Regions from separate parts of the Homo sapiens genome. Here region 2 is linked to region 1. The links are chromatin loops, found by intact Hi-C in ENCODE. Cell type or tissue: MCF 10A. All regions are shown on one strand. Each heading gives the region's core, and the rest is flanking DNA. Links, peaks and the distances in the headings are about the cores only.

Evidence for each region. Peaks named below come from ENCODE experiments on the same cell type or tissue, not always from the same donor. Only the 100,000 strongest peaks of a DNase experiment are listed, where the experiment ranks them.
Region 2: it touches region 1 in a loop (2.8-fold over the local background); 15 of 110 quality-filtered maps call a loop at or near these places.

Annotation. Positions count from the first base shown.
Region 1 is chr3:99,998,340-100,008,749 of GRCh38, reverse strand. The region is part of intron 1 of CMSS1 (cms1 ribosomal small subunit homolog); the gene reads right to left. The region is part of intron 1 of FILIP1L (filamin A interacting protein 1 like); the gene reads left to right. All of the region lies in intron 1 of LOC105374010 (a long non-coding RNA gene), which reads right to left. Among named protein-coding and RNA genes, the nearest start is that of MIR3921, 39 kb to the right of the region's middle. In MCF 10A, for the core only: no CTCF peak of the experiment used is centred there; DNase peaks (open chromatin) are centred at 5,719 and 7,039.
Region 2 is chr3:99,925,344-99,935,753 of GRCh38, reverse strand. All of the region lies in intron 1 of CMSS1 (cms1 ribosomal small subunit homolog), which reads right to left. It overlaps FILIP1L (filamin A interacting protein 1 like), which reads left to right. Exons shown (of 6, transcript NM_001387850.1): 2 at 4,724-4,985; 3 at 5,725-5,898. The coding sequence starts at 4,734. The region is part of intron 1 of LOC105374010 (a long non-coding RNA gene); the gene reads right to left. It also overlaps the pseudogene TMEM258P2. Among named protein-coding and RNA genes, the nearest start is that of MIR3921, 34 kb to the left of the region's middle. In MCF 10A, for the core only: no CTCF peak of the experiment used is centred there; a DNase peak (open chromatin) is centred at 5,893.

The sequences.
Region 1 (10,410 bases), core at 845-8,844:
AGAGTTTATAACAGTAAGAGAAGCAAGGCTAGCAAACATATGCAAACATTAATGGTACAATGAAGTACAATGCTGAATGTTGCTGTGCAATAGACTTATAATTACTTAATAATTATTTGGAAAGATCATAGTATTAACCCCACCATTGTTCCCTGTCTTTGCTATTGTCCTTCTTTTTGTCAAAGACTATATTCTTTGCAGCTAGAGTAGATTTCCATCTTGACATCACCAGCACTTCCTCTAAATTCTAATCTCTAGAAGTCCTGGAGAATGAGAATTGCAGGATACCAATGACTACAGCAAACACATGGTAACACTTATATGAAGGGTACCCTGGCTGCAACTCATATGAAAATCTTGGAAAATTTTAGTTTGGGGAACTTTGGCTGCTTTTTTTCTTTGCCTTGCATAGCCTTTATCAAGCAAGTCCTTATGGTATTAAAACATTTGGCACTGGTTCAAGTCTATGCTATTGCTGGCAGGGAATCTAATTGGGAAGCAGGGGTGGAGTAGTTACCTTTATCAGGAATGACCTTAAAGTTATGGAAAGGCTCCTTCCTTCCCACTGCTTAGTAGCCTTACTGAAAGCTTTAAACCCAGATGTGAGAAAAGAGAATGTCTCCAACAGCAGCAGCAATTTATTGTAATTATGTTAGTAAAAACATTAGGAAGGTGGAAAATGTTATGTCAACTTGGAGGAGGGAAACACTTTGTGTACAGGTCCCAGGCAAGGTTGTGCTGGGGAAAACAACCATAACCTATAATTCCCAGGGAGCCCTCAGTTTCCAAATTTGCAAGAAAATTAGGAGTTAACTATTTTAAAAACTAGTAACTATATGCAATGCATTACCCAGTGGGTGAGAGACTATAAGAATCTGTTCACTAACAGACACCAATAGACACCTGTCTGTACTCCCTCAGTGGCTGGCAGTGGCCAATTCCCTGTTACCACTAGATAACTAATATATTTTTTCTATCAGTACTATATCACAATTGGTAACAGTGGCAGTCAAAGCAACAAGGCCCATTTTGCCTACACGATACTGTAGCTTCCATCAGTGACACACTTTTTTGGTTTAAGGCAATTTAAAGGTTGACCTTGAAATGCAATTAGAGCAAAATCTGTACACTTTCTGGGCCAATTCTGGGCCTCTCTGTGCCTCAGTCACATAACTGAGAGTTGGTTTTGTCCCTGACTCTCTTCTTCATTACATAACGGATCTCTTACTGTTTCTGCTGACTAGACTTTTGCATCTTTCATGATTTGATTTCTCTCATTTCATCTTCTCATTTTTTTCTGTGGTGGGAGATATACAAGCAAGGTTTCCAAAATTTGATATTTCACACAAAATGCATTAGCGAGCCATGGCAAAAATCTGTTTTGTGGGCAGACACATCATCAAAGCTCTCCTCTACATGGACTAGTTTTCTAGTCAAATAAAAATTTCAGGAAATAAGATATTTTCATCTCAAAAAATAAAAGCTAAAAAGAGTATGTCTGAGAGACTCAAACCATTTACTTTCATGGTCATGAAGAGAAAATAGAAAAAGCAATAAAAGCCTTAAGAGCAGAAAATGACAGGTGATTTCTCCTTTTCTTCCCATTTCAAACATTTACCAATAGGCTAATGAATGCCAAGGATGCAAGAAAAAGCGAGTCAGAAAACTGTAGGCCACAAGATGGTGTAAACCTCATGTGGAAAATACCAGCTAAGGCACTAAGAAAGCCAGTAAGTAATGAAAGATTTATAAAGATGAATATGCTCAAGTTTTGGACAAAGAATATACAGAACAAAACCAAACAAAAACACTTTTTAAAACAAGTTATTTTTTATCCTTCTCAATGCATATTAGAGATAGTTCAATTTTAAAAGCTTGCAGTGGTTTAGTAATCAAATAGCTTAAGACAATGCACAGTTCTACCCATCAAGAATGCTTGTTTACTTTGGCTGACATGCCGCAATTATTAATTTACTTATCTGATTCAAAACAGAGTAAGCTCTTACTTTTAATTTCCTAACTTAACTAGCAAACTCTGGGAGTCACTATGCTAAGGGCTGAGTGCAACCCAAGCTGGAATTTTTTTTTTTTTTTGGAAAGAAAAGATGTAAGATAAATGAGCTGAATTCTCATCATTCCAAAGCTGAGTTTTAACAGTACTAAACAAAAAGGGTAAAACTACAACTTCTGGGATTTGAATGATAGCCTTCATGACTATATAGAAAAAATACTTTTTTTAAAAGGAGACTTTGGGGCAGAAAATTATAGATGATAACCTCATGAAAAGCACTGAAAGATAGGAACCAAATTTATCCATTTGTGGGTAATAGTTATGATAATTATGGGGAAGGAGGAAAAAAGGCTGTTGGCAAAGGTATTCAAAGGAAGTACCTAACTATTCCACTCATGAAGAAATCTGGAGATTATTTAGGGAAATGACTTGTACAAAGGAAACAATTCAAAGACAACAAAAACAAAATTTAAATAAGAGCCAAAGATCAGTTGAGGGCTGGGGAAAACAGTTTGGGTTAGTTTCTGAGGTTATCTTAATGGGGTCAGCCTGTCTTACTGCCCCAGCCCCCAGAAACCACCAGTATACCTACCTGCATCCCACAGAGTTTTATAACTGCAACAAATTTTACCCAGAGGTCTACGGCTAAGGGCTTTCTGGTCTAATGCTTTAGGGCTTTCCAGAAACCTCTTTTCTATAAAACTTCTATCCCACTTCCTATCAAACTACCTTTCCCTTCTCTACCATTCTCCATTCTGGTTCTGGCATGTGTGGATTGAAAAAGCAATAGCGGAGGTGGGAATGAATGGGGACACAGCTGGTCTGTGGCAAAGAGATGGTGGGTAGCAAGCAGCTGCATTTTGGAGGATTAGGATCTTGGAAGCCAAAGAAAGCTTCTTCCAAGTTCTCTCCTTTCAGTTCTTTCCTCTCTTGGGCAATAATAGAAATTCCACAAAACACACAAACTTTCTGAATTCACAACACTCTTCCTCATAACCAAGTGTGTTTATTATGACTGCTAACATTTTCTGTGTGCCTTGTATTTAGATTTCTCTAAGAGTTTCAAAGAGGCTTATAAATTTCCATTAAAACAAATATTTCTGGCTATATTTTATAAATACAATTTAACTTTAGAATCATTGGAATTCAATTTGTTAAAAGGTTATTCTTGTAAAATTTGGTTTATTACACTACACTCACATTTCCTAAACCAGGGTTCTTAAAATCTAGACTTCATAAGAATTCTCAGGGATGCTATAAATATAGATTCATATTTAGTAGGTCTTGGGTGGAACCCTGGAATCTACATTTTTAATAAGCACCCAAGGAGATTCCTATACAGTGGGGGTAGAGGGACCCCACTCTGAGATCCCATCCTAATCTGAACCCCCTAACCTCCCAGCTTCACCTTTTTCAAGACAGCCTGTTTGAGTGACAGTAGTCAAGCAGTCACACTGAATATTGAGCCAAAAACACAAAGTGAGCAATCTGAGAAAAAGAAAATTATCACCAACAACCTTTCATTTTTAACAATACAAGGTGCTATACAAATACAGGAAAGAAAGGGAGGTTTCCTGGTTGTAACTCCACTTCCTTGAGTAAGATAAGGTTTGGTATTATGAATGAATTAGCTGGCTTTCCTATTCATAAGAGTTGAACCTTTACTGGCTTTCTGGTTACGTCCTGCTGCATTCTGGCACCCCTTTTCCCAGCATGATGACAGCCTTGTAGAGCCAGCCTTGATTTCTCAAATTGCAAGCAAATTAGAACCTAACTACTTAGAAAAGTAATGAAAGTGAAATCCAATATCTAATGGGTATGAGGCTATGAGAATCTGCTTGCCAACAGACACCAATAATTCTCCTGCCTCTAATCTCTCAGTGGCCAGATTTTCCCCACCTGCCCCATAGGGGGAAACTCAAACATTAAGAATCTCAGACTAGCTCAGAAGCCAGAATTCATTTTGATGACATTACGTGCTTCCACTTTTAAACCCACCAATCCTACCTTTTAGGTATTATCACTACCTAGTCCCAGTTCTCATTCCTCAACCCCCACCTATGGTGCTCTCTCTTCATGAAGCCGTCCTCTTTTGGTTTCATGACATCCTGTTGGCTACTCTGTCCTGATGATGATGATGTTTCTTAATTCCTTGTATCTTGGTTTTGACCTTATAATTGACTACAACTATTCTTTCAAACGTCACCTGCAACTAAATTTAATGGGATTTTCTTAATCCTTTTTCTCCACCACTCTGATGGGTGACCTCATTGGATTTTTCCTTCTGTTGGTTCTCCTCCCTTGGTTTCAGTGGTAACACAGTTCTCTTATGAACACAAAGAATATTTGATCTTCTCAGTATTAATCCTTCCAACCTGTCACAATACACAGAGAATAGAAGATATGTTCAGCTACCATTATACACAATGTTCTTGAGCCCAAGACAGTTTCAGTTCACTCTAAAGAAAAATCCCCTCCTTGATTATATGCAACCCACTATCATCCTACGGAAGCTGCATTTTACTTGGAGTTTAGGTTTCTTGGAGAATATGTAAGGGGGAAAAAACCCTCAATTTATGTCAAAATTACCTTGCAAATCCCCTAGGAAGGCATCATGCAGGAAGCCAATACTGTCTCTCAGTAGGCCGAATCAAGGTGGATTTTGCCTCCAGTTTTGGTAACCATCTGAGTAAGGCAAGATGCTTACCCTGAGAGAGGCAGGTGGGAACAGACATGTACAGAAAAATCAATATACACCGTCCATTTCAGGTTCATTCCCAGGCATAGACTCATTGAATACAACCTGAGAAGACTTGTTTGCACAATGTAAATTTTTATGCCTTCTCTCTTTATATTCATTTGCTGAGCAGGTGTAGTTGAACTCATGCAAAGTTAGTGTTTGTATGATACAACTTCAACATAGAACTTAATGGTTATTGCTCAATAAATATACATATGTCTATGCTCTTGACTTTTAGCATCTCAAGGGTAAACAAACAACAGAGGCAGACACTAGATCAAGTATGAAGATCATAGATCAAGTATGAAGATGACCTTAAGAAAACTGGAGAGTTTTCTTGCAAAAACTTCTCGAGTACACAAATCAAATATACTTGTGATGCACTGGAAAAAACACTGTACTTAGTGTCAAGGGACTGAGATTCTAATTCCAATTCTGACACACATTAGCTAAGTCACCTGGGCCATCTACAAAATGGATACTTCACAGGGTTGTTTTGAGATTCAAAAGAAAAAATGCATGTGAACGCATCTATCATAGTCACTTGCACATGGTAGGCACTTGCTACAGGTTTATTCTAGGTGCATTGGTTAAACTGAAGCTAAGAAGACAAAACAACCACGTAAGGGAAGAAAACCCTGACAGTGCTGGGCATATGGCAGGTGCTATGTAAGTATTTACTGCACTACACTGAGACAGAAATCAAGCTGGTTTGACTGAGTCAATGTGTAACTTGCCAGTTCTAACATTCTTTTATTTTCTCCACATGGTCATTGGTATGAAGTCCACTTATGGCTTCATAAACATGGGCTTACAACAAAAGTGCTTCTAATCAGATTTGGCAGGAAAAGGAGAGAAACACAGGGTGAGGTAAGTGTGAGGCTACAGTGCTGAATAATAGGGATGGCAGTACCTCAGTATGTGAGTCACACAGACATCAAGCAGTACACAGCTAGAGATAATTCGCAGGTAAATGCTGCACAATCCATTACGTCATCCCTCCTCTGCCCTTTCTTCATCAATCTTGTCGCCTGGACTCTGATGCAACCCAGCAAGAATGTCTGATTTGCAGACAGCAGAGAGAGCTTCAGAACATACACATACTCATCAGAGAAGGCAATATGAACCCAAACTGAAGTTTCTGGTACTTCCTTTTGTTTAAATCATGCTTTAGAGGGGAAGTCATAGGGGTGGGATGTATAACTAGAGATCAAGCCACCTGGTCTAAGGCCTAAGGGACTAGGCTTCATCATTTTGGACAAGTCACTCCAGGTCCACAGGCCCCGTTTCCACATGTACAATTAGATGAGCTTCAAGGTCTTTTTTAGCTATGTAATTTCATCATTAAAAATTGAGGTCAATCACACCCATATGATGGACAGATATGCATTTGGTTTTAAAAGCTAGGCATAAAATCAGCTTTACTTTTTATCAGCTATCTAGGTCACTCAAATTTTAGGCTACTTCCATCCTACTCGGAATTACTAGAAGAGTGTGTACCTGTGTGCAAATCTTGTAAAAGCAAGTAAGCAGTGGCAGGCAGAAACTGGTGGTTCTAGAAAATGTGAATATTCACTCCTGAGATTATAGAGATACTCCAGTCTAAGCCACAGAAGCTTGAAAGCAAATGTGTATCAGGGGATATAATGTATTAAGACCTATCTTCTGTATGGAGAATGTTTTGAACAACAAGAAGTTTTGAAGGTACAAAAAATTCATAATAATTCATAACTTAAAAGAGATGCTCTAACCTAACTCTAAACCAAAATCATGATCAGTCTGTGCGTGATTTACCCAGCAGCTTTTAAGTACAACACCATCAGCTCCAAATAAAGAAGAATTCATTAGAGACACAGGTCTGTACAGGAGGTGGTCAGTCCCAGTGAGCTTTGGGCATGTTTTCCACTTGCAGTGGCACCGCGCTTTTCCAGAGCTGCAAACAGTCACACACGCATCACCAGCAGATTTGTGATGGAATCTCCAGAGAGGGGCATTTCCAACAAAGCTTCAGAATTGGGGGGGATATGGACAAGCCCACTGGAGATGAAAACCAGATGTCTCATTGTGCTTCCCTCATAGGCGACACCGTGTTGGGTCCCCGACCTTCTATGCTGAGCAGCTTAGGGGAGGGTAAGTTGCCCCACCACACCTGGTGCAGCATTCAACAAGACACCCATCCCTTTAATTATTCAGCCAAATGATTTATGAGGCTTGGCAGCAAAGACTTGGCAGACTGGTTTAAATTCAAAGGATCCAACCTACAGGTATTTTGAAAACCTTGGCCACATCTGCAATGTGTACTGTTTCTTTTGGGAGAGGAAAGAAGAGAAAGGGAGAAGATGTGACCTGCCTGACAGGAAGACAAGACCCAACTAGATGGAACATGTCTCCCACTCCCTCCCCACCCTGTCATTTAACAATGTTCTGGCTGACTTTCTTCCTACGAAAAGCAATCAGATAGAGTTTTAAAGATGTAAAATCCCAGAACCACCAATACATTCTCATAAACTGGGCTCAGTTGGGTTGTTCTGATTGATTACTGATGGTATAATCTTTTTGATCAACTAGGGAAGTGGTCAGCCAACTTTTTCCCTAAAAAGCCAGATAGTAATATTTCAGATTTTGTGGGCTATGTGATCTCTGTCGCAGCTACTCACCTCTGACACTGCGTCACAGAAACAGCGATAGATAATATGTAAATGAAGGAGTATAGCCATGTTCCAATAAAACTTTATTTACAAAAACAGATTAAGGGTCTGATTTGATCTGCTGGTCATAGTATACTATTAAATAGGTGAACTGAGACAAAGTGAGAGGGTATGGCTACTACTACTAAATTTATCACCACTTAACCCTATTTAAATCTAAGCCAATTTTGGGAGGACAGCTAACCTCTAAAATAACTGCATTAATAAGTAGGCACAATAATATTTTTGGGAAGAGTGTGTGTGTGTGTGAAATATAGAACAATTCAAAGGGAATTGAACAGTTTTAAAAAATCTATCACCCAGTAACTAGGTTATCTTATAGAAAACATAGTTGGCATTAAATCAAGGAGCTACTCTTACAAGTGTCTTGCCGTAGGTCAACTACAGGCTTTGACTACACATTTATATACAACATAGTTACTGAGTAATATATTTGTTAAAGTGTTCCATTATTTGTAAACCAATCTGTATGTTATTTGTGTACACATTTCAATACACTTCAAACAATAAACACCAAACTGTAAACAGTGGCTACTCCTGGGGAATAGGGGTTAGAATTTTTATTAATTTTTTTAAGAGACAGAGTCTTGCGCTATCGCCCAGGTTGGAGTGCAATAGCACAATCATAGCTCACTCTGGCCTTGAACTCCTGGGCCCAAGCAATCCTCCTGCCTTGGCCTCCCAAAGTGCTGGAATTACAGCCATAAGCTACTGCGCCTGGTCAGAATTTTCACTTTTAGGAGTATTGTCTGAATTTTCACTTCCCATCAAATTTTCACCCGTTTTTACCCTTTCTTCCAGCTCCTTCTCCCCTTCCTTGATTTGGCCTAGCAGCAGTCACACATATTACTAGATCTACAGCTGACGACATTCACACAACAGCAGCTGCCAATAAATATATGATATTCCTCATTTAGTAGGAGGGATGGATAACAAACAAGAAAACAAATAAATACACAAGTTATTTTCAGGTTGTAGTAAATACTTTGAGGGACAAGGTGATAGAGGAGGCCCCTTTGGATGACTTTTTTCCTACAAAAAGCAAGGTCACCGGACAATATTACTGAGGAGGTGATAATTAGATAGAGACCTGAAGGATCAGAAGAAGGCAGGAAGAAATTTTTGTGGAACAAATTCCAGGCTAATTGTAAAGTGTTCTGGTCTTGACTCTAGGCCAGTGTTTCCAGTCCTGATTATATATTAGAATCAACTTGGGCGCTTTCAAAAAATAGAGATGCCTGGGCCCCATTACAGGCAAATAAGACTCTGGAGGTGGAGTCTGGTATTTCTTTTCTTTTTGTTTTTAAGCCAGGGCTGAGAATCACTGTTCTAGAGTCTAGAGATACCTTTATGTCAACACAAACAGAGGCCCATAGTCCAATATGGAGGGAATTGGACTATGTGTGAAACTGAACTATTAAATTTTAGCATGGCATGTTTTGTTTTGTTTTGTTTTTTTAAATCTAGCAGATTAACTGGATGCACTGTTTGGTGATGTGATGAAGCCTTGAGGAATCTCCCCTTGCCATTGAGCAAGAGACCATGAGAAACAACCCAGGGCTTTTAATTGGGACCTTTTGCCTGAACTTCTGGCAAATCATAAAGCAATGAACCATCAAGTGACAGACTTCTTTGATGTGTTTAGCAAAGCGCTGACTGAAAAGCCTATATCCCGAGATCCTCTCTAACAGATTCAAGACTCACTGAACCACAAGGAGAAGTTCCCAAGGCAAGGATTTAGCTTATACAGTGTAAGGATATATATGTTCCCATATTCATGCACCTCCCTTATCCAACTCTAAATAAAGTCTGTCGATAATCTACTAAACAATTTTAGGCAGTTGTTGCAATTTCCTCCCAACCACTCACCCACCCATCCATCCATCCAAAATACAACTACTATTGCACACCAACTCTATACTTATGACTCTGATGCAGGGAATATACACGCCTTCCATTCCAGTGGGAGAGAAACACAGTAATGATCACAAAAGAATGTGATATGTGCTATGAGACAGTGCCCCTCTTTTTCCTCCTTGCTACAGTGAGAGCTTATCACACTTTCTAAAATTTGCTTAAATATGCTTCCTCACCTAGAGATCATTAAAAAATAAAGGCTGCTTTACTCAGTATCTTCAACACTAAATACAATTCATGGCATAAAACTGGCATTCAACAACTGTAAATTGAATCAGTAACTGAGATATATATGACGGATATAGGTACATAGTACAAGTGCCTATGGGAGGCACGGAAGGCTTCACAGAGTAGCAACGTCAAAGCTAAGTATTAAAGAATAAACCAAAAATCTTGTGGTGGAGGTTTTCTCTGGGTGTGTGCTTGAATTTTATGCCAAAGATAGTGGAGAACTACTGAAAGTTTCTAGTTGGGGGAAAAGATTAGGTTAGAGTTTAAGAACCATGGCCGGGCGCGGTGGCTCACGCCTGTAATCCCATTACTTTGGGAGGCTAAGGCGGGCGGATCACGAGGTCAGGAGATCGAGACCATCCTGGCTAATACGGTGAAACCCGGTCTCTACTAAAAATACAAAAACAAAAAATTGGCTGGGGCATGGTGGCATGTGCTTGTAGTCCCAGCTACTGGGGAGGCTGAGGCGGGAGAATCGCGTGAACCCGGGAGGCGGAGCTTGCAGTGAGCCGAGATCGCACCACTGCACTCCAGCATGGGTGCTGGAAAGACTAAGTTTTGAGTTTTGTCTTTCTTTAATTAGCTCCAAAATACCTGCATTTTTCTCCTGCAAAAGTGGTACAACCCACAAGTCCTACTTCCCTACTTCCCTTTACCAAATTGTGCTTGGTAAAAATCTAATCTCAAAAATGTACATTCTTTGAGTACGTATATATAGTTTACCCCACTCAAAGAATGTGTTGGTATACAAACATTTAAACACATGCAAGATGGGTTGCTACACCAAACATTTAAACTCACTC
Region 2 (10,410 bases), core at 1,344-9,343, 73 kb after region 1:
ACTGCACTGTATTTGTATCCATAGATACAAGACAACAGAGAGTCCCAGAATTCTAAAGCGGGAAATCCCGGGACTTCAAAGATCATCCAGTCTCAGGTCCTAACCCTGCTATCACGGGATCCATCAGGGGGTGAGGAACAGGGTAGAGGTCAAAGGAAACAATCCTTGGTCCTTGTTCCAGCCTGAGTGATCTCATGGGACAACCTATCCCAGTATTCTCATTTTATAAGCAACAACACAGACCCTGGCTAATTAAAGGCAGAGCTGGGATCAGAGGCTGGGTTTCCTGATTCCCAGCCTACACTCCTGAAGGTTATCGTTCTAGGGTTATGACAGTCACAGATAACAACACATTAGGCTGTGTTAAACTGACAACTAAGCAGGTTTTTTTCCCTTGTAAACTCACTAGGTACTAGGTCAGCACTTCATGAAGAGTAAAGTATCATTATTTGGCATACACAAAAAGCAACTTTCCTTTTTTTTTTTTTGGTACCCTGAAAATCCCAAACCACTGTTGCTATTACAAAATTTTTCTTTACCCTAGTATGCACCCCTGGGCCAAGCACAGATGCATTAAAAATTTGCCAAGAGAAACAATGAAGTCACTGATAATACAAAGCATGAGAGTATCATGAAATTCATGTCTTTGTTTTCTTCCTCTAGATACTTAATTATTTCTCATTACTGATCATTTTGTGGTTATTGGCAGAGGGGCAAGGAAACTCCACCACTGTAAACATGTAGAGACACATGCTCCTCAGTAGACCAGAAGTCTGCATATGATGGGTCTGTTCACAAATCCAATGTGAACACCACTTCATTAATCAGTGAGAATGTTGATGCTACTATCCCCAGCCTCCAAAGAGAATTGGTGGTCTCAGTAAAACTCTAATCTCTTTAGAAGAATAACAAACACAGTATAAAAATGTTTCAGGTCATTCCTTTTTTTACCACTTATGAATATCATCACTGGCAAATGATCTATGTTCTCCTACCAGATTTCATCTAACCCACTTTAAGAGTGAGGTGAGGAAGCTAGAATGTATACAGAGCTCCATTCAGTCTTCTGTTGCAGCTCAGGGCTGCCTTAAGCTAAAAGGGCACTACTTATGAACAATGTTTAGCAAATTACCCTGCTAAATAAAAGCTTACATTATCTTGGTATTCTGGAAGGGATATCCTAGATTAAGTTGATGAGGGCAGAGAAATTCTCATTGATTAGCAGCAGGATACAAGTTGATTCTTATCAGTAGACTATTGTTCCACACAGGACTATGTGGGCAAGAGGAAAACATAGGAATTCATCATGTAAAATGAAAAAAACAAAAACCAAACCCTATGTACTTCCAGGAAATGAAAAGAAGTAAAGAACCAAATATATTTCGCTCCTCTTTTAAACTAGACTTTTATTAGATTTTCACAGAAATCTGAATCTGTGGGTGTGGTGAACTTTTTCAAAGATGGCTGCAGTTAATTCCTTCCATTCCTTTGCAATGTGGCCTTGTATCTTCTTCCATGTAGAGGTGTAATCTATTTCCTCAATCTTGAATCTGGGCTGACATTGTGACATTCTTTCACAAATGAGATGTTGGGAGCTTCAACTCTCACGTTCTTGGAATGTTATCCTGAGACCACCATGTGGGGAAGCCTGGTCTAGCTTCTTGTAAGTTGAGAGTCACATACAGCTGAGATGAGATGACCCGGCTGAGGCTCTCCTAGTCCAACTAACCAACAGCCAAATACGTGAGAGCCCGTCTTAGACCATCCAGGCCCAGAATAGCTGTAAGAAAGCTGAAGCTGTGGAGTAACCCACAGAATTCTGAGCCATTGTTATTTAGCCTCCATCCAAGTTTTGGGGTTGTTTGTTAAACACTAACATGTACCTGAGACAGTTGGGCACAAAGTAAAAGGAGCAAGCCAGTCACCCTAATGCATGCCCATTATGTATGGAGCACCAGGTCAGATACGCCATGTGAGACATGAATGAAGAATAAAATTGTCTTAAAAATATAAGACAAAGGACATAGATGGCCCTATAATTAATCTGTGAACATACCTATAAATAAAGCAGAATGTAATATTTACCTATATTAAATATATTTATGTAACAACCTTCCATTATTTCTATAGCCCAGAGTAAGGATATTCCTAGGTGTTCAAGAAAATACAATAGGGGTGGGGAAAGATAATTAGAAATCCTGTTTATGTATAATTTTTCATTTTTGTCTTTTTTGAATGTTTTTTATAAAGCACATAATATACTGTGGTAGTACATGAATATTTTTATAAATAAATAGATATACACACAATGAGGTTTTTCCCAATCTCATCTCTTACACATCCCCAACCTCCCATTCCTACACAAAAATATCCCTTCTATGCCTTTGCTTTTCTCAAATAAATGAGCCTTTCCCTGGCTACCTAGGGAAGAGCCAGTGACAACTACTGTCACACATCATTGTTCATCTATACCGTATTTGTAAATAGTCTCTTCAGTAAGGCTATAGGCATTTTTCGGACAAGGTATTTGTACCAGTGTATATATGCATTTGTCTTAGGCAATACAGCATAATGACATTACGGCATGATTTTTAAGAGTGTGGGTCCCTGAGCCAGGTTTCCTAGACTCAAATCCCAGTTTTGCCACTTATTAGCTGTGCAACCTTCAATAAGTTTCCCGTGCTTCCATTTGTTCACTGTAAAATGGAGATAATAATATTCCCTACCTCATAGTGTTGTTGTGAGACTTGAATGAGCTAATACATGGAAAATGCTGAGAAGAATGCTTAGCACACATAGTAAGTGCTCCCTCACTTCCAGATCAGGTCATTGGACCTGAAGAGGGTGAATGTCCTTTTTGTTTTGAGACAGAGTCTTACTCTGTCACCCAGGCTGGAGTGCCGGGCGCGATCTTGGCTCAATGCAACCTCGGCCTCCTGTGTTGAAGCAATTCCTGGGCTTCAGCCTCCTGAGTAGCTGGGATTACAGGTGTGTGCCACCACACCTGGCTAATTTTTTGTATTTTTAGCAGAGATGGGGTTTCGCCATGTTGGCCAGGCTGGTCTTGAACTCCTGACCTCGGGTAATCCGCCTGCCTCGGCCTCCCAAAGTGTTGGCATTACAGGTGTGAGCCATTGTGCCTGGCAATGGGTCAATGTCTTAATCAAGTTCCACAGCTGATTTGTGACAGAATTCTTATCACCTAACACAAGGGAAAAAAATGTGCAAGAATGTTTGAAGTAGCATTTTTTTGAATACTGAAAAAAAAATATTCAAAAACAGTAAAATGAACAAGTAAATGATGGACTATATAATGAAATATTCTTACAGCAATCAAAATACATAAACTACAGTAAAATAGAACAAGGAAGAATCTCAAAAATATAATCTAGGATGAAAAAGCAAGTTTTAGAAAGATACATTCAATATGGTATTTACATAAGGTTTGAAAATGTAATACTATACATTGTTCAGCAATATATATGTACATGTTTTTAAAAAGTATGAAACATACAGGGGAATGATAAATACCAAATTCAAGATTACGTGGTTACTTCTGGAGTGGGAAGGGAGGAGAAGGGGTTTCAGAAGAGATACATACATTATAATACATCTATAATACAGTACTTAAAAACTGTTTTCTAATATACAGTAAATTATTAAAATTTTATAAATTTGTGTGGTAGCATATAGCAGTTTGTTATGGTTTCTATACTTTTCTGGACACTTGAGTTTTTCAGATTTTTAAAGAAATACTACAAACTAAAAGTAAGGTACTGGCGATGATGAAAGTTTCATGATTTGTAGGGACAAAGAGTAAAATTAATAATCTGCTTATATGCCATAGAGTCAATTATAAGTTCAACTGATATTTTCTCTCCTAGTTATAAACCTCAACAGTGGAAGAATTTTTCTTCCTATTATAAATTCATTTGGATGATTATATAATCAGATGTGGAGCTAATGTGTCCTTTAAACATTAATTTATTTTATATTGTTTCCAGAATGGCCAACTACGTTAGGTAGTAGTATCTCCGCTTTGAAGATGAGGGTCCTAAATATAAGCCCTTGACTTACCCAAGGATAGATCTAGAATTTTAGAAGAATGTCAGGAATACAGGAATACAGCCAGGGACCAAGCCTTCATTCCTTTAATACTAGACTTGGCCTTCAAAACAAAATAATGCAGTAATTCTGTAGCAGTAACTCTGCCATTTCTGTCCTAATGCACTTTTAAAGGCTAACAAATTTTAAAAACAAAACAAAAAACCCCATAAAAGCTCCCAACAATTTTAAAGGAAATACTATAAAGTAAATCTGAAGAAAGTTAGAAGAATTAGCAAAGTCACCATTTTACAATATTATAATTATGTTAAGTACGTCTTAAGCAAGCACTTAGGGTCATGGTTGGAGGTCTGACCTGGGTTCCTGAGGTGGAATGCTTGGGGGATGAAGTTCAAACACAGCCTGTTTACCCATGGACATAAGTGGCCTTAATCAAGACAGAACACCTTTTTTTAAATGTTTGCTTTAAAAGCAGAAGTGCAAATAAGACTGTGATTTATGAATCTGCTAATATCCTTCTCTGCTGTAGACATCAAAAAGATTGACTTTGGGGCTGTGGTAAATATAACAAGAATGTAGACTTGTTAAAGCAGTAATAGGTACTCTTATTAAAACTCCATTTCCATTAAGCTTTACAAATTTTCTTCCCTCCTTCCAGGCTTTAAAGAATGCGTTCCAGAGGCAGTGATACCGAGGGCTCAGCCCAAAAGAAATTTCCAAGACATACTAAAGGCCACAGTTTCCAAGGGCCTAAAAACATGAAGCATAGACAGCAAGACAAAGACTCCCCCAGTGAGTCGGATGTAATACTTCCGTGTCCCAAGGCAGAGAAGCCACACAGTGGTAATGGCCACCAAGCAGAAGACCTCTCAAGAGATGACCTGTTATTTCTCCTCAGCATTCTGGAGGGAGAACTGCAGGTCAGCTGGGTTGGAGTTATCCCCATCATGCTTCAAACAGAAGGCTGCTTGTGAATTTGGTGTTCCTGCTGCCACAGAAATAGATATCTGTGGTTCATACATGTGTGTACATGAAAGCAAAGCATAAGTATATATACAAAGAATTCTCCTCTGCCAACTCAAAGTGCAATTAATCCCATCTAAAGGGGCTGTCATGATGACATGTGATTGGCATACAGGTCGTGAAAGGTCACATCCTCTGCCCATGCTGCTCAGGAGCTTCAGTGCACATGCATGCATCAGTAGCAATAATGCCAGATGACTTCGGGATTGGTTTAAACAACAATAGGTGCTTTTGTACCCCAAGTGAACTGGCTCCTAGACTAGCCCTGGCATTATTAACCTACATGAAAATCTAAAAACAGCTGGTACACATATAGGAGAATTTTATTTCCTACCCCCTGAAAATCCAAATGCTAGTACATTGATGGATATCATGATATCTGCTTGTCAAACATAATAAAAAAAGTAGTCCTCCAATGTTGTATAGTAATCACTTTTTAAAACATTAATTGTGTAATTAGACTACAAGAAGGATGAAGGGATATAGTTTTGTTACCTTTTATAAAAGTGTGAAAATGAAATATGATTCATTTAGATTTGAAAGAGAAGAAAAAGCACTGCCAACTATCACAAAAATCACTTGCTGAGACTGCTGGTAGAGACAGCAGGCTTTCTGAAATACTTTTTGTTCCTACAGGCTCGAGATGAGGTCATAGGCATTTTAAAGGCTGAAAAAATGGACCTGGCTTTGCTGGAAGCTCAGTATGGGTTTGTCACTCCAAAAAAGGTGTTAGAGGCTCTCCAGAGAGATGCTTTTCAAGCGAAATCTACCCCTTGGCAGGAGGACATCTATGAGAAACCAATGAATGAGGTATGTACCACAATAGGGGTGTGTACCTGGGAGGCAGCCAAGCACTAGCCCTGCAGATGAGCATGATCTGTAACTCCTCTTTGATTCCTTACAGTTTTACTTTCTAACGCACTTAAAGCCTACACAAAACAGATAAATACGACAAGTTCAATAGGAAAGTTAAAAAGAATGAACCATAGACAGGATGCGTCCACTAGGTTTGTTGCTTGAATCAACCAAAATCTACCAAATGCCAGAGAATGCTCCCCACTCTCACGTGCATGTGCAGGCACATACACACACAAACACACACATGCACACACATACATGTGCTTACACACACACACACACACACACACACACTCTGGGAACTTGCAGGGTACCCAGGCTGTAATAAAAAACATAAAGTTCAACCATAGAGGTTAATTTTTGGAAAACACTGAGGTATTATGTCATAGAAATTTTGAACATGAATGGAAATAATCTAAAGAACTGTCCAAGAAATAGAGTTTTTAAAAACATATATTTTAGATGAGTGCATACCTTCTTTTTCCTTCAAAGTTTAATGACAGCAAAGACCTTTCCCTCACCAAGCGTACCTAGCAATTACAACGGCAAAGGTGGGCAGTCCCAACAGGGCCACCACTAGGGAGAAGGCAGTACTGCTTGCTCTTTTACTTGCTGACATTTCTGAAACCCTTTGGAATTCTTATTTTATTCTTTAATTTTCCTCTGAGACCTTCATGGAAAATTTCATAATTTTTCATTTTTATAGAAAAGAAACAACTAGGAACATGAGTTGAGGCTGGAGAGTGAAAGCAAGTTTCAGACAAATTTCCCTCAAATAAACTCTGGCAACCTACCTCAGGACTGACCTCTAATGTCCTTGCTATTCTCGTCTTTAGTATCTCATGAGAGAAGAGACTACTGTCTTGCCAAATAGTGAAGGAGTTTGGTCATATGTATCTGCTTCTCTACGGGGTGAGGATGAGACCACCCAAAGTCTGTTGATTTGCACTTTAATCCAAATTTTAAACAAAAGGAACCAGAGCTGCATTCAAGTGAATACTGTTAAAACTGTATCCTGGCTCCCAACATATTAACTATGAAACAGTGTCAGGCACAAATTCCCCAACCCCTGTGAGCTCAAATGCAAATTAATGATCTCTGAACATAACCCTAACAAAACTCTACAAATGGCATAACCTCTCAACACTTCAGTGTGAAATGGAACAGGATGATTCCAAACTTATGTTGAAATCGGTGGGAAAAAATTTAATTACAAAATAATTCTATTGTGCACATGCAAAATTGGAAATACCCCCCTTCTACAAATGCTTGCAGTCTTAACTCTGTAAGGTGCCCCTGAAAGTTACCCATAATCTGGCCCTACTTTACAAGTCCAGCCTTTTTTGATTACTCCTCCAACAGATACCCCTATATACATACACCTCTCACATTCCCACCTCCATGATCTGCCAATTTTCCTCTCTTTCCTCTACTTCCCCCTTATGGATTTCTCTGTCCTCAGATATCAGTTTATGCAATTCCTCGAAGCCAAAATAACTCCACGTACACAACCCAGTTGTCTATCCTTTTCCTCGGTCTAGGAAGTACTAGGTGAGAGGGGAATGCCCCGAAAATAAACAGTGAAGGGGAATTCTGCCTAGGATTTTCCTACACAGGGCTGAAGAAAATAAAGGGAGGGCAGTGCTCCTGCTGAGACCAGCTGTGACTGTATCCTAATTACATGAGAATAAGCATCTTGAATGCTAAAGTTATTCTTCTTTTGCATTCCCCCATCTTGAAGTGTTAACAGCCCCTTCTCCCTTTTATTTTCTTCATAATGTTCTTTTTGAAAAACCTAAAAAATCTCAATCATGTCTAGGGTAAACTAGAGGTGATTTATCTAATTCTTAAGGCAAAATAACTTAGAAGAACAAACAGCTCTCGGTTACATGACACGACAGGAACACTGACTTAAGATGAAAAACTGGTGGAAGCCTGTGAGCTGGAACATGCTTGGGGCTGGGGCTAGGAGCAGAGGTGTGGTCAAGAGGGCGGGAAGAGGCAAGGACTCAGTCCACAAGAGTTTTGACCTCCTATTCCTTTCCAGCCTAGGGTTCTATATCAGAACTTAATTTTAAAAAAAAATTAATAGCCTAAGGTATTCTTAGTTCTTCCAAAAAATATATTATAGAAAATATGGGCCGGGCGCAGTGGCTCATGCCTGTAATCCCAGCACTTTGGGAGGCCGAGGCAGGCAGATCACCTGAGGTCGGGAATTCGAGACCAGCCTGACCAACATGAAGAAAGCCCGTTTCTACTAAAAATACAAAATTAGCCGGGCGTGGTGGCACATGCCTGTAATCCCAGCTACTTGGGAGGCTGAGGCAGGTGAATCGCTTGAACCCAGGAGGCGGAGATCGCGATGAGCTGAGATCACGCCATTGCACTCCAGCCTGAACAACAAAAGCGAAACTCCGTCTCAAAAAAAAAAAAAACAGAAAGAAAATATAACAACATTTTGGATTTACCAAGGCACTATAATAAAAGAGTCTCAGTATTATTAGCATAACCTAGGGCAAATCTTAAAATACTTACCTTAAGCAATGGTATAATTAAGCTTTTAAATTTAATTTTATTCATTTAGTTAGTTAATATGTATTGAAAAGCTCATGTATAGGGAAAGTTTTGGTGAAAGAGGAAAAAAGATTTCCAGGTCTTGGCATTGAAAAAAGCAGTCTTGAAGCACCATGGTGAATTGTAAGAACTGCCTGAAGTCCAGTGTGGCTGAAAGTTGGGTAGGATCGGTGGGAAGATATGGAGTGAAGATGGGGCCAAGGTGGCAGGAGGTTCAGATGGTGAAGGGCCTTTTGGCCCCGAACAGGAGAGTGGAGTCCCAGTGGTGAAAAATCATGCTGTCAGTGATGAGGACAGACTGCAAGGAGGTAAGGCTAGAGGAAGGGAGACCACTTAGGGGGTCATGGAATAAATGAAGGGCACGGATTCCTTCTAGCCTTCTTTCCATTCCCTTCAAACAACCACGAACATATAAAGGGAAAAAAACAATGGAAAGCAAGAGTGGATTAAATAAACCTTCTATTTTCTCTCTTTGGTTTGTATAAAATTTAATATACATATCTTGACAATTACAACAAGCTCTCCAAGGAAATACTGTTTTTGGATTTAGAAAAGCCTCTTTTAGTAATTCATTTATGCTTTACTGAATACCTACTATAATTATTCATACATTAATTCTAATGTCAATCTTGTGACAAATTAAATTGAATGTATTTTCTAAGTCAACTAATAACTTCCCTAAAGTAAAGCTGATCCTATCACTATTTCACTCTCAAATTGCAAAAGGAGTTGATTTGAATTTTCCTTACAATGGACTCTAATGTTTGGGCAACTGAAGATAAAATTTTCAGAGGGCTGCAGTGGTTTGAAACACACTTCCATGACAATCAACACTAGAGCCTCCTCAGAAGATGCCTCTGCCAGCAGGCAATACAACATAGCAGTTTCAGCTTTCACAAAAGGACTGGCTACATTAAAAATCATCAACAATTGTATGGCATAATGAAGTATTTTGTGAATTTAAGCATTTAGAAGTCAGAGAGAATTTACTGGGTTCTATATGCTGGGACACCTCAGTTGTACTCTTTTTCTGAAATGACTTGGTCATTTTGTGCCCAGATTTCTAGTCAAGTACATTTCTAGTCAAGTACATGCTTTTTAGGATACACAACTTAAATTGGCTTTAAATTCACAATGAGTCACACATTCTAAATCTTTTATGACAAAGGCAAACTGTAAAAATCAATCAACATTATCACTTACTGCATCTGTATCTAATCTAGAAAGTCGGGTGTTTTCAAAACCAAGTTCTTAATAGATATTAATTTATCACTAGCAAAAGATCCCGAGTTAGCTCTTGCCAACATGTTTTTCTGGTGGCAGCTTACCCCGTGCTGGGCAAAATGGAGCTCAAGGCCAGGAGCTGATAAACCAGCCCAGTGAGCTTGGCTGTCTAACTCCATCTGACTGTGATGCTTTTGGCCACTGGCATGTTCTTTACTGCCTGGTTCTTCCTTTATGAGGTCACCTCCACTTCCACCAAGTGCACTTGGGATATCTGCCAAGAGCTCCTCATGTCCTTGGTGCTCTCACTCTTCCTAGGCTATGGAGTCCTGTCCTGCTGCTGTGGCTTAGCATCCACGTATAAGCCCCTAAGGGTACCAGCTGGACAGCTTCTCTGAATCCCTACTTTTGTTAATCAAAAATTTTTTTTAAACTACTGCTGGAAGTGTCCCACATGCTGCTCACAATAAAGGCAGATGTGTGACCAAACAAAACAAAACAAAAAAAATCTCAGTTTCCTTGCTTGCTTGTTTTGTTTCCAGTCTGTAAACTGGGCACCTCTTATAAGCAAGGCACTCTGTTAGATGCCAAGGATTAAAAATAAAATAAAAAAAGAAGGATGTAGGCCCAGCTTTCAGGGAGTTCACAGTCTAGCAGGGGAGACAA